Linked DNA regions of Mus musculus: region 2 is linked to region 1. A link is a loop called in an ENCODE intact Hi-C map of the cell type or tissue named here. Cell type or tissue: left cerebral cortex. All regions are shown on one strand. Region 1 has its middle 31 kb from the start of Gm35386. Region 2 overlaps Ccser1 (coiled-coil serine rich 1).

The links. A loop is a pair of places that touch in the nucleus more often than their neighbours do. Peaks named below come from ENCODE experiments on the same cell type or tissue, not always from the same donor. Only the 100,000 strongest peaks of a DNase experiment are listed, where the experiment ranks them.
Region 2: it touches region 1 in a loop (9-fold over the local background); 13 of 42 quality-filtered maps call a loop at or near these places.

Annotation. Positions count from the first base shown.
Region 1 is chr6:60,553,627-60,558,626 of GRCm38, reverse strand. No RefSeq gene overlaps it. Among named protein-coding and RNA genes, the nearest start is that of Gm35386, 31 kb to the left of the region's middle. In left cerebral cortex, a CTCF peak has its summit at 2,625 (motif pointing left); a DNase peak (open chromatin) is centred at 2,634.
Region 2 is chr6:61,299,908-61,304,907 of GRCm38, reverse strand. All of the region lies in intron 1 of Ccser1 (coiled-coil serine rich 1), which reads right to left. Among named protein-coding and RNA genes, the nearest start is that of A730020E08Rik, 120 kb to the right of the region's middle. In left cerebral cortex, a CTCF peak has its summit at 3,075 (motif pointing right); DNase peaks (open chromatin) are centred at 3,074 and 4,209.

The sequences.
Region 1 (5,000 bases):
GGGTCCTTTCAATAAAATCTTGCTAGGGTATGCAATGGTGTCAGCGTTTGGATGCTGATTATGGGGTGGATCCCTGGATATGGCAGTCTCTACATGGTCCATCCTTTCATCTCAGCTCCAAACTTTGTCTCTGTAACTCCTTCCATGGGTGTTTTGTTCCCAATTCTAAGGAGGGGCATAGTGTCCACACTTCAGTCTTCATTCTTCTTGAGTTTCATGTGTTTAGCAAATTGTACCTTATATCTTGGGAATCCTAGGTTTGGGGCTAATATCCACTTATCAGTGAGTACATATTGTGTGAGTTCCTTTGTGAATGTGTTACCTCACTCAGGATGATGCTCTCCTATAGGTGTCTTTTAAAACCATCTTATACCATCAGTTTTCTGATTGTATTGCCTTTATTGAAGGTGGAGTAAAAGGCCTTCAGAGAAATCAGAACATTGTGTTTTGTTTTGTTTTGTTTTACCATCTTTTATGTTAGTAGCTCAGCACAGATCACCCCTCAGGCAGGATTAATCGCTCAGGCCCCTGTGCTCCTTAGTATCTTGCTCACACTGTCAATGCAGCTTGTTCTCATCACACAGTAGCAGTGGCAGATTTTCGCTGCCCCCCCCCCCCCGCCCCTTAGCAGAATCCCAAGTTGTTCAATGGCCTCCCATTCACAGTTTGTTCTAGTATGTAAAATTTCCCTGGATTTCATTGCTGAGTTGAGCTGAGATGATATTCAAAAGTTGCAGCTAGTCTTCTCTTTGCATACTTTCCTCATTTTGAAGAGGAATGAATTTTTAAAACCAACAAACAAGCAAACAAACACAATACAAAACCCAAAACAAAACCCAAAACTGACTCTCCATTATTTTTCTAGGTCATAAAAATATTTATATAGCTATTTCTACAATAAAATTAAAATAAAAAATGATACAGTAAGGTAGGAAAATTAAGGGGCAGTGGGATTTTATTTCAAGGAGACAAATGAGGCTTTGTGTATTTTATATATTGACAGTTCCTTTATGGGCTCTAACATTACATTGAAATCATCCAGGGGAAGAGTGTATAATCACCATGTTCAGATCATAACTATGTCATCTGACAGTAATTGTAGCTACCATTAAGCTTAAATTCAGTGTTTACATAAATGTTTCTAAGATTTCTTCTATCCTAGAATCAAACTCATAAAGGGATCTGGTCTATTGGTTTGACATTTTTTTCCTGCATCAATTATATTCTATGAAGATTTGGTGTTTATATGATATTTCATAGTTCTTTGTCTTTCCCATGTGTCTTTTTCACTGTTGTATTGCTGTGAAGAAACACCATGACCAGGGGAACTCCTTTCAAAGAAAGCATTTGACTCGGGCTTGCTTCCAGGGGTTTAGTCCATTTTCATCACGGAAGGGAGCATGGGGGCACACGAGCAGACATGGTGATGGAATAGTTGACAGTAGAGAGACACTGGGCCTATCTTGGGTTTTTGAACCCTAAAGCCGACCCCTCCTCATACACTTTGTCCAAGGTAATAGATACTAGTTCTCAAGTAATGCCACTATCTGATGACTAAGCATTCAAATATATATGCTTGTGGGGCCATTCTTATTCAAACCACCACAAAAATGAACAAACAAATTGCAGGAGGTTATAAAAGAAAAAAAGTAAGGTACTCTGGATTCATATTGTATCCACGTTTCTGGAAAATTTAGTATTTTTCAAAACCATACAAACAATATATATATATATATATATATATATATATATATATATATATATATATATATATAAAATTGGGGTGGTTACTAAAGTACAAGGGCTAAAATCTTATGTCTCGGTTCTTAATCTGTGGGTTGTGATCCCTTTCAGGGTGTCAAATGACCATTTCACAGAGGGTTGAATATAAGATATCCTTCATATCAGGTATTTACACTATGATAAAAACTTTCAGCACAATTAAAATTATGAAGTAGCAATGACAATAAATATATGGATGTAAATTACCAAAATATACAGTAAAGAGATGGCACATTGAGAAGGTTGACAACCACTAGTTTATATATAAATATAAGTATCTAAACCGAGCTGAAAAGTCACCATCAGCTTAGATAAAAGTTAACACATGGAATTTTTCTTCATAGCATAGGACATGTCAGACCTGGAAACCACCTTTCAACCCCTGAAAATTCATGCATTGCCACCCATCTTATGCTAACCAACCTTCCCCAGTTTACCAAATAAACAGCTGGTATGTTAGAATTTCTGGCCTGAAGAGACTCTAAATTTTGGTCAAAGAGAGATAATCATGCTAATTTTTTCTCAAAAAAGAGGATCTAGAAAAAATCTAGAGTGAAAAATTAAATGAGAAACATAATTTTGAAAGTTTCTAACAAATTGTAACAAATCAGACAGTCAAAATATTTTTCTTTTGCAGAGATTTGGTTTACAGCAAATTTGGACATTCCTAGCATTCCCAAGAGTCTGAGACCCTGTCCGTGCCTCATTTCGACCCTTCAAAGAGTGTCTTTCTATGTCAAGGACAACACTCCCCTGGAACGGAATAAATTCCACTTCCTAGTCTCTTTCCTGTGATTGTAATTAAACATCCGGAATCCAAACTGTGGCATACTAGCTGGACGATACTGCCATCTAGTGACACTTTGAAACCGATCAACTAACACCATTAAATTTCAGCCAGCCAGATAAACACATTTAGTATATAAATCTCTAATTTCAGCAGGCAACATTCACCTCTCATTCATATGAAAGCCACTGAAATTTCCTCAGTATCTGGCGCTCCACCAGCACTGTTCCAGCAGCGTGAGATGACAGTGTTCTATGGGAACCAGGAGTGTGCCTGCTGTGGCAGACACCCACATTCATAGACATTTTTCTCTGTAACAGAGAAGCCTGGCTGCTCTGTTACTATGACATTTTGGATTTATATCCAGGCTTGAGTGTCAATTTTTACTCAAGTACCAAACATTTGACCCCAGTGAGTCCTCGAGTTCTGGTAACCTAAAAACCTGCCTTCCATCTTATCTAAATTCTTAGACAAATCCAAACCCAGGCAGCACTGTTAAGAGAAATAAAATGAGGATCTAAAACCCGCCCTGGAATGTCACATTTAATGTATTGTATTATGGTTGAGGGCTTATGTGGCAGGGTCAGGACTCAAAACTATGACATGAACCCACAGTCTTGTCACTGTTTCAGTTAAGTAGCTAAGAAATGATTGCTGGAGCCGGGGAATGAGAAATAATTAAATATATAAATATCATTTGCTGTTAATAATACCGTTTCTTTTTTCTCCTGCTTTCCCCCCACTGATAGGTAAGGCTTAGCCACCAGTTTCTCTGAAGATAGAATTTGATTAAAGAACCAGCTCTCAGAGCCAATGGTTCTTTGTATTGTTTTCTTTGTTTCTATTTCACTGATCTCTGCTCTGGCTTTTATTATTCCTTACCTTATTATTAGGTTTGATTTATTTTCACATTTTGACTTACTTCATTAAGCTATTTATTTGAAATCTCTGATTTTTTTTTCAAATGGGGGACTTAGATCTAGAAATTTCCCTCAAAGGTCTGTCATTGTGTCTCAGAGGTTTTGTTGTTGTATTTTGGTTTTCAATTAGATTAAAAACTTTTTACGTTCATTTCCCAATTTTCCAGTGTCATCATTCAGTGACGAGTTTTTTCGTCTTCATGAAATTCTGTAATTACTGTAGAATTGTTTGCTTTCAATCTAATTTTAATTTCAATTTCAATTTGAAATTCAATTTCAATTGAGCTGATATGATATCAGGAGTCATTTGAAAGTTTTTGATTTTGTAAATATTTGTTTTGTGCCCTAATTATAATTTAAATGTTTGTTAACTGTGCTTTTCATGTTGCTGAGTTTTGGTGTTGTATGTGTACTTTAATGGTCCTTTGTGTTTTAATAATTATGACTCATATTTGTGTTCACAGTCCCTCTGCTGTTTATTCCTCTCCAGACCAAATAATGCTTCCTTTATTTTCTTTAGGTTTGGTTTGTTGAATATAAAATTTTTAGTCTGTTAATTGGAAAGCTTTTCTTTCTCCTTCAGTTACAGTGGGTATTTTTATGGGGACTATTAGCCTAGGCTAACCTTCATAGTCATTTAGCACACAGAATGCATTGCTGCTAGGTCATCTGGTTTTTAAAGTTTCTATTGCTAAAGCAACTGTCTTTTGATGGAATTTTCCTTTTTTTGTGATTTACATTTCTTCTCTTTCATTTTTCAAAACACTTTGTTATATCTCCTTAGTGTTTTAACTGGAATATTCTGTGGACATTTTTTTCCCTGGTATCTGTGCTTCTTATACTGCTCTCTCTCTCTCTCTCTCTCTCTCTCTCTCTCTCTCTCTCTCTCTCTCTCTCTCTTTTGTGGGAACACATTCTTCTATGATCTTGTTGAAGTTTTGGTTTATGCCATTGACTTGGGATTCTTCTTCATGAACTTTAAAATTGAAAGTTTGATTTTTTTTCATTGTGTGAAAAAACACATAGTGTAAAAATACACATTTCTGTATATTCTTTCCATGGCTTTTTGTTTGTTTGATTTTAATTTTATATTCCTTTCTGGTTTAGTCTAGAGTGTCAGAGACCATCCTGTGAGAAAGCAAGCCCTTCACAATCTCCCTGACAGGCCAAATGGCCTCGTGATAGGAGCTGGTTATTACTTCCTCCTCTCTCTTCCCTTCCTGGCACCTGAGGCTGTAAAAGCTGAATTATAGTCCCCTCTTCCCTGTCTCTTCCTGACTTCCATGCCATCCAAGGACATGAGTTATGCCTGAGCCCAGCCTGGCACAAAAGGCTGTCAAGGAGGATCTATGTTCTAGAGATAAGATGCAGAGTGCCCGATGCCTGGCACCTCACTTCGGCACCCATGTTAGCAGAAGCCCGCTTCTATGTTCTTTGTAAAATTCCCCCTCGACCCCTCCCCTATTCCCCGGGATGTATGCTTTAAAAGAAGGCACCGCAGCCTAATAAAC
Region 2 (5,000 bases), 750 kb before region 1:
CAAATTGGCATGGTTCCTGTCCCTAGGAGAGGGCCAGCCAATGTGGACCTGCACAAGTGTTGATGACTGCTGTGGGCATAAGACTTGTTTGTACAATAGTGTACATATTTTCACATTCCTGTGAGGAAGGTCTTCTTTGTTAATGTTAATGACTTCATGATAATCTGAGATAGCATGAGTCCAGGAGGCAAAGGTGTGGCTAATGTCTCAGAAAATGGTAAAAGCTGGGATCTTCAGGACAGCCCTTAAGACTATGAAAAAGAACTCTAAAAGTATGAGTTAGAAATATATATAATTTCTCATCTATGCAAAAATAAGGATACATACAAATTATATAAGGAGCTTTATGAATCTAAAGGAAGAGAGTCAGCTGCATTGATGAGCCATCTTGTCAGAAAGATACAAAGGCAGGCAGATTCCAGCTTCAAGGTCAGCCTGGGACAGAGCAAGGTTAGGCCCAGGTGTGGTAGAATTGGTAATTTCAGGATTGAGTTCCATCCAGCTAGTTTAACGTCTGTGCTTAAGAGAGACAGGTAGATCTCTGAACTCATTTTTAATGTTAAAAGAAATCGTATACTTGCTGTTTTCTAAAAATTAAGGGGCCGGGCATGGGATGCTGACTCATAGGATAATAAAAAAAAAAAAAGGAAACCTGGAGTAAATAACTGGGTTGATATATAAAATAAAAAGCTGGGGCTTGGTCTGCATCAGATAAGCTAGCAGAAAGATGTAGCAGTTCTTCCTTAGAATTTTTCTCTGGTGAGAGCTAGATCTTGGAATACACAGCCCTAAATGAGATGTCGCCATTAAATCCTTCTCAGGGAACCCTGTGAGAGGAGGCAGAAGGACTGTAGGAGCCAGAGGGGGGACAGAGGATACCTGGAGAACAAGAACCTCTAAAACGTGTTCTCAAGCTGTGGGCCCTACTCTTTTATGGGGTTGAATGACCTTTCACAGGGTTGCCTAAAACCATCAGAAAACACAGATAGCTCCATTATGATCCATAACAGTAGCAAAATTACAGTTATGAAGTAGAATCAAATAGTTTTATGGTTGGAGCTCACCATAGCATGGGGAACAAAGGGTCAAAGGATTGCAGCATTAGGAAGGTTGGGGACCTCCGCTCTAAAACAACTAACAAAGATATGAACTCACAGACTGAAGCGGCAACATGGTTGTGCATGGTTCTGCACCAGGTCCTCTGCAGACACACTATAGCCTTCAGTTTACTGCTTTTATGGGACCCCTGAATGTGAGAACAAGTAAGTGCTGACTCTTGTGCCTTCTCTTGGGAGACTTTTATTTTTCTGGATGACTTTCTTGTCCAATTTCAATATGATTGTTTTTGTTTTATCTTGCTCTATTTTATTTTGTAATGTTTTATTGTTATCTCTGAGACACCTGTTCCGTTCTAATGAGAGACTTAAAGGGAGCAGATCCAGGTAGGAGAGGAACTGGGGAGGAACTGGGAGGAGTAGAGGGAAGGAAAACTGTATTCAGATTATATTGTATGAGAAAAGAATCTATGCTTAATAAAAGAGGGGAATAAGGAGGTCGCAAGTCACACTGACAGCACCATTTAGAGATTTTTTTTTTTAATGTGAAACAAAAAGCCCTCCAGAGCTCAGCATTATGGGAGAACAGGACAAGTCGGCATAAGGTGCGCGCCACGAGATTCAGGGTACGCGCAACAGTGAAACTTCAAACAGTGCTGATGTCCAGCGGCAAAAGAGATTTATTGTAGAAAGTAACAGACAAAGCTTACACAGACTAGTTGAAAATATGAAGTAACATAGGAAAGTTTTCCAGACCATTGCGTTTTATAATCAAGATCCTAAATGATAGTCTAAATATATTTATGTCAGCTGTATGTTTTAGGAAATACTATGCCAAATAAATATATTGAACATTCATACATGCATAAAAACATGTGGGAATGTCTGGGAAGATGCACTTCTAACCATTCGCTGTGTTTATGCCTAATATGGACTATTACTTCAGCTGTTGTCAATGGAGACATCTGCGATATGTGTAATAAGATCTTAATAATGGAAATACACTCATAAATTTGATTTGAGGTTAGAGGTAAGAGAATAAGAGAGTCTAGTAATACAGAATAATGTAGTCTAATAAGAGTCAGAATATGGAAGAATATACACATGTTCGTGTAAAATGAATAAAAATCATTCAAAATAAATAAAAAAACGTGTGGGGCACAAAACCAGATAACAGTGGTTGTTTCTGCAAGGAGCAGGAGAATGGGTGTGGGAAAAGCCTGGGAACTGAGGCAAAACACAAGAAATCCCTGGAGGGTTATACTTTTCAAATGTTAATATTCCAAAGTAAAATATTTTTTAAAAAAATAAAACATGTTAGGAATTTTTAAACCATCCATTACTTTTGAACTATATTTAATTGGAAATTTTTATATTTTAGTGATTTTCAGTCTAAAGTTAATCTGTGAGGTTGAAGGTTCTCTGATGGTTACAGTTCAATTTAACTTCCTAATTAAAGCTATTTCCTTTATCTTCTGCCATACTGTACTTACTCCTCGGTAATCAGAGGGACAAAGTGATTCAGTCCAAGATTCCTGCCAGCTTTGAGGTTCGAAAACCTCCATATCACTACTATGACCAGACCGTCGCCGGCTATTTGTCACCTGCTGCTCATAAGTAGGAGCAATGAGGTATGGGGGAAGAGGTAGCTCTCTGGCTCTCCTTTTGTGAGATAAGTTGAGATGCTTCAGCTGGTAAAGGCACTTGCTATTCAGATTTGACAACCTAGTTCAAGCCTCAGGACCTTTGACCTCCATGGGTGCATCAGGGCACACATATGCCCCCAGACATACTCATATCTCCCACACCCACGAAATAATAGCAATAAATTGTAGCAATTTAAAAATAAAATGTTATTTTTAACTCAACCTTTAATGGATGATAATCCAACTAGATGCCAACTAATAATATATATCCGAAGTGTACGAGCCTCATCAATATCTAAAACTGCTGTTCACTTAACAATGAAATAACTGCATTTGCTTTAAAGTTTACTTCAGAAAAAAACCACTTGCAGTTGCACATAGTGATCAGCAGAGGGCACAAAAGCCTGTCTTTTGATTTACAAAAGAATGGTTCTTTTTAAAACTAATATTCAAATAAACCTAATAAAACTAATTTAATGGGCATTTAATTATCAAAAATATCCTAATATATTTAAATGGTAAAGTATTATGTTAAAATATTATTTTCAATGTAATTTTTGTTTATACAAATGGTGTCTGATAAAACAAAACCTTTGTAAATAAAAGAAATCTTTAACTCTTAACTAGAAAGTTTAGGAAGAGCTAAAATGCTAAGAAAGAAAGACCTTTTAATCTAGAAACAAGTGTAGGACTTATGCTGGCCGTGCTTTCTATGCTGTAATCCCAGAATTAGGAAGGCTAAGACAGGAGAACAGATGTGCATTCAAGAACAAACTGGGACACACAGTGAGACCTAGTCTCAAAAAACTAAAATACAGTTAGAGGTATATAACTTACTCGAAGAAAAAGAATTTTTAATAATGAAATATGATGGAGGGCATTAATTAAGTTGGTGGTGGCTACGCTAAGCATGTGTAATCAGAGGTGTGTGTTTTTTGTGTAGTCATCACTGCAGGCAGTAGATGATGTGATATGTAACAGAGACTCTCACCCTGTGGCCGTGGGAAAACACAAATGTTAGAGGAGTCAAAGTGGAAGTGAGCGGTACTGCGGAGGAAGGAAAAATGAAATCCCTAACCTTCAGCCCACTCATCCGTGGTTGGGGTTGTGAACACTGCTTTTGTGTGGCTACCATGTGAGTTCACTTCCGCTCTGTCATGGGTTGACATGGCAAGCCTGTGCTGTCAGGCTCATTTAAAAATAATTACAGACTCTTTCAACATGTATCTCAATTTATCATTATCCACTTTCACCAAAGCCCATGTTTCACAGTGTGCATGGTAAGCACTGTTCTGGGATTGTGTATCTTCATATGATTAGAGAATCAGCAGGAACAACTCTGTGGTTGGCTCTGAGTCATGAAAACACATGCACAGAACTTTTGGGAAGTACCTGTTCATACACACGTACATGTCACATACGTGTCTCCATACCGCTTCTTTCTAGCTCAAATACAACTTGCTTTCATCGTGTCTCATGCATATAAGAAGGTGCTCTATAAGTGGTTACTACTAACACTCAAAGGCATGTCTTAGAAAAAAAGGTAAGAACAGCAGGAGTTGGCAGAGGGACAGCAGCAGCAGAGAGGCTGTCTCCTGGTAAACTGCAAAATCAGAAGCTTGCCTGTGCATCCAAGGGGGAAGCTTGGATCCAACTTGTTACACAGAAATGTCTGAGTGACATTTTCCCAGCACACACAAACAGCTTTATGTATTGGCAAATGATTTTTTAAAAATGGGGCTACTCTTTTACAGGCAATGGAAGAAAGTAATATTCAGTCTATTCAACCTGCTCCAGTCATGGAGGAGGACCAACAAGAAAGGAAACACAGCCCATGACAGTGATGTGCTTTGTACAACCAGAGGGATGAGATCCAAGGTGCTGAGTGTGAAGGTGATGTGGGCATGAGCAGAATGGAAGCAATCTTCTGGAAGAGGCAAAAACAAGTGCAGAATCTCTAGGTAAGCATGCTCTGCCCAAAAACCGAACACAGACCAGGCAGTCTGAAAGTGACAGAAGAAGAATGCTGTAGGACATCAAAAAAAGCCATTCGAGAGCTAAATGAGTCTACCTCTTCTTAGAGGAATAGCCAAGCTGCTGGCAAACCATTGCTGTTATTGTTGAAAGAAGATAACAGGGTCTGGCTCAGAGAATCACATGGCAGGATAAGGAGCTTGATTTATTTTGGGGAGACCAGCAACAAGAATGTTGGGGTGAAAACTGGAAGTCCATCACAGAGAAGAGCCTAAAAAAATCCCCAGGGTTACTTTGTTAGATTGTTTTGTTATTTTGTTGCTGT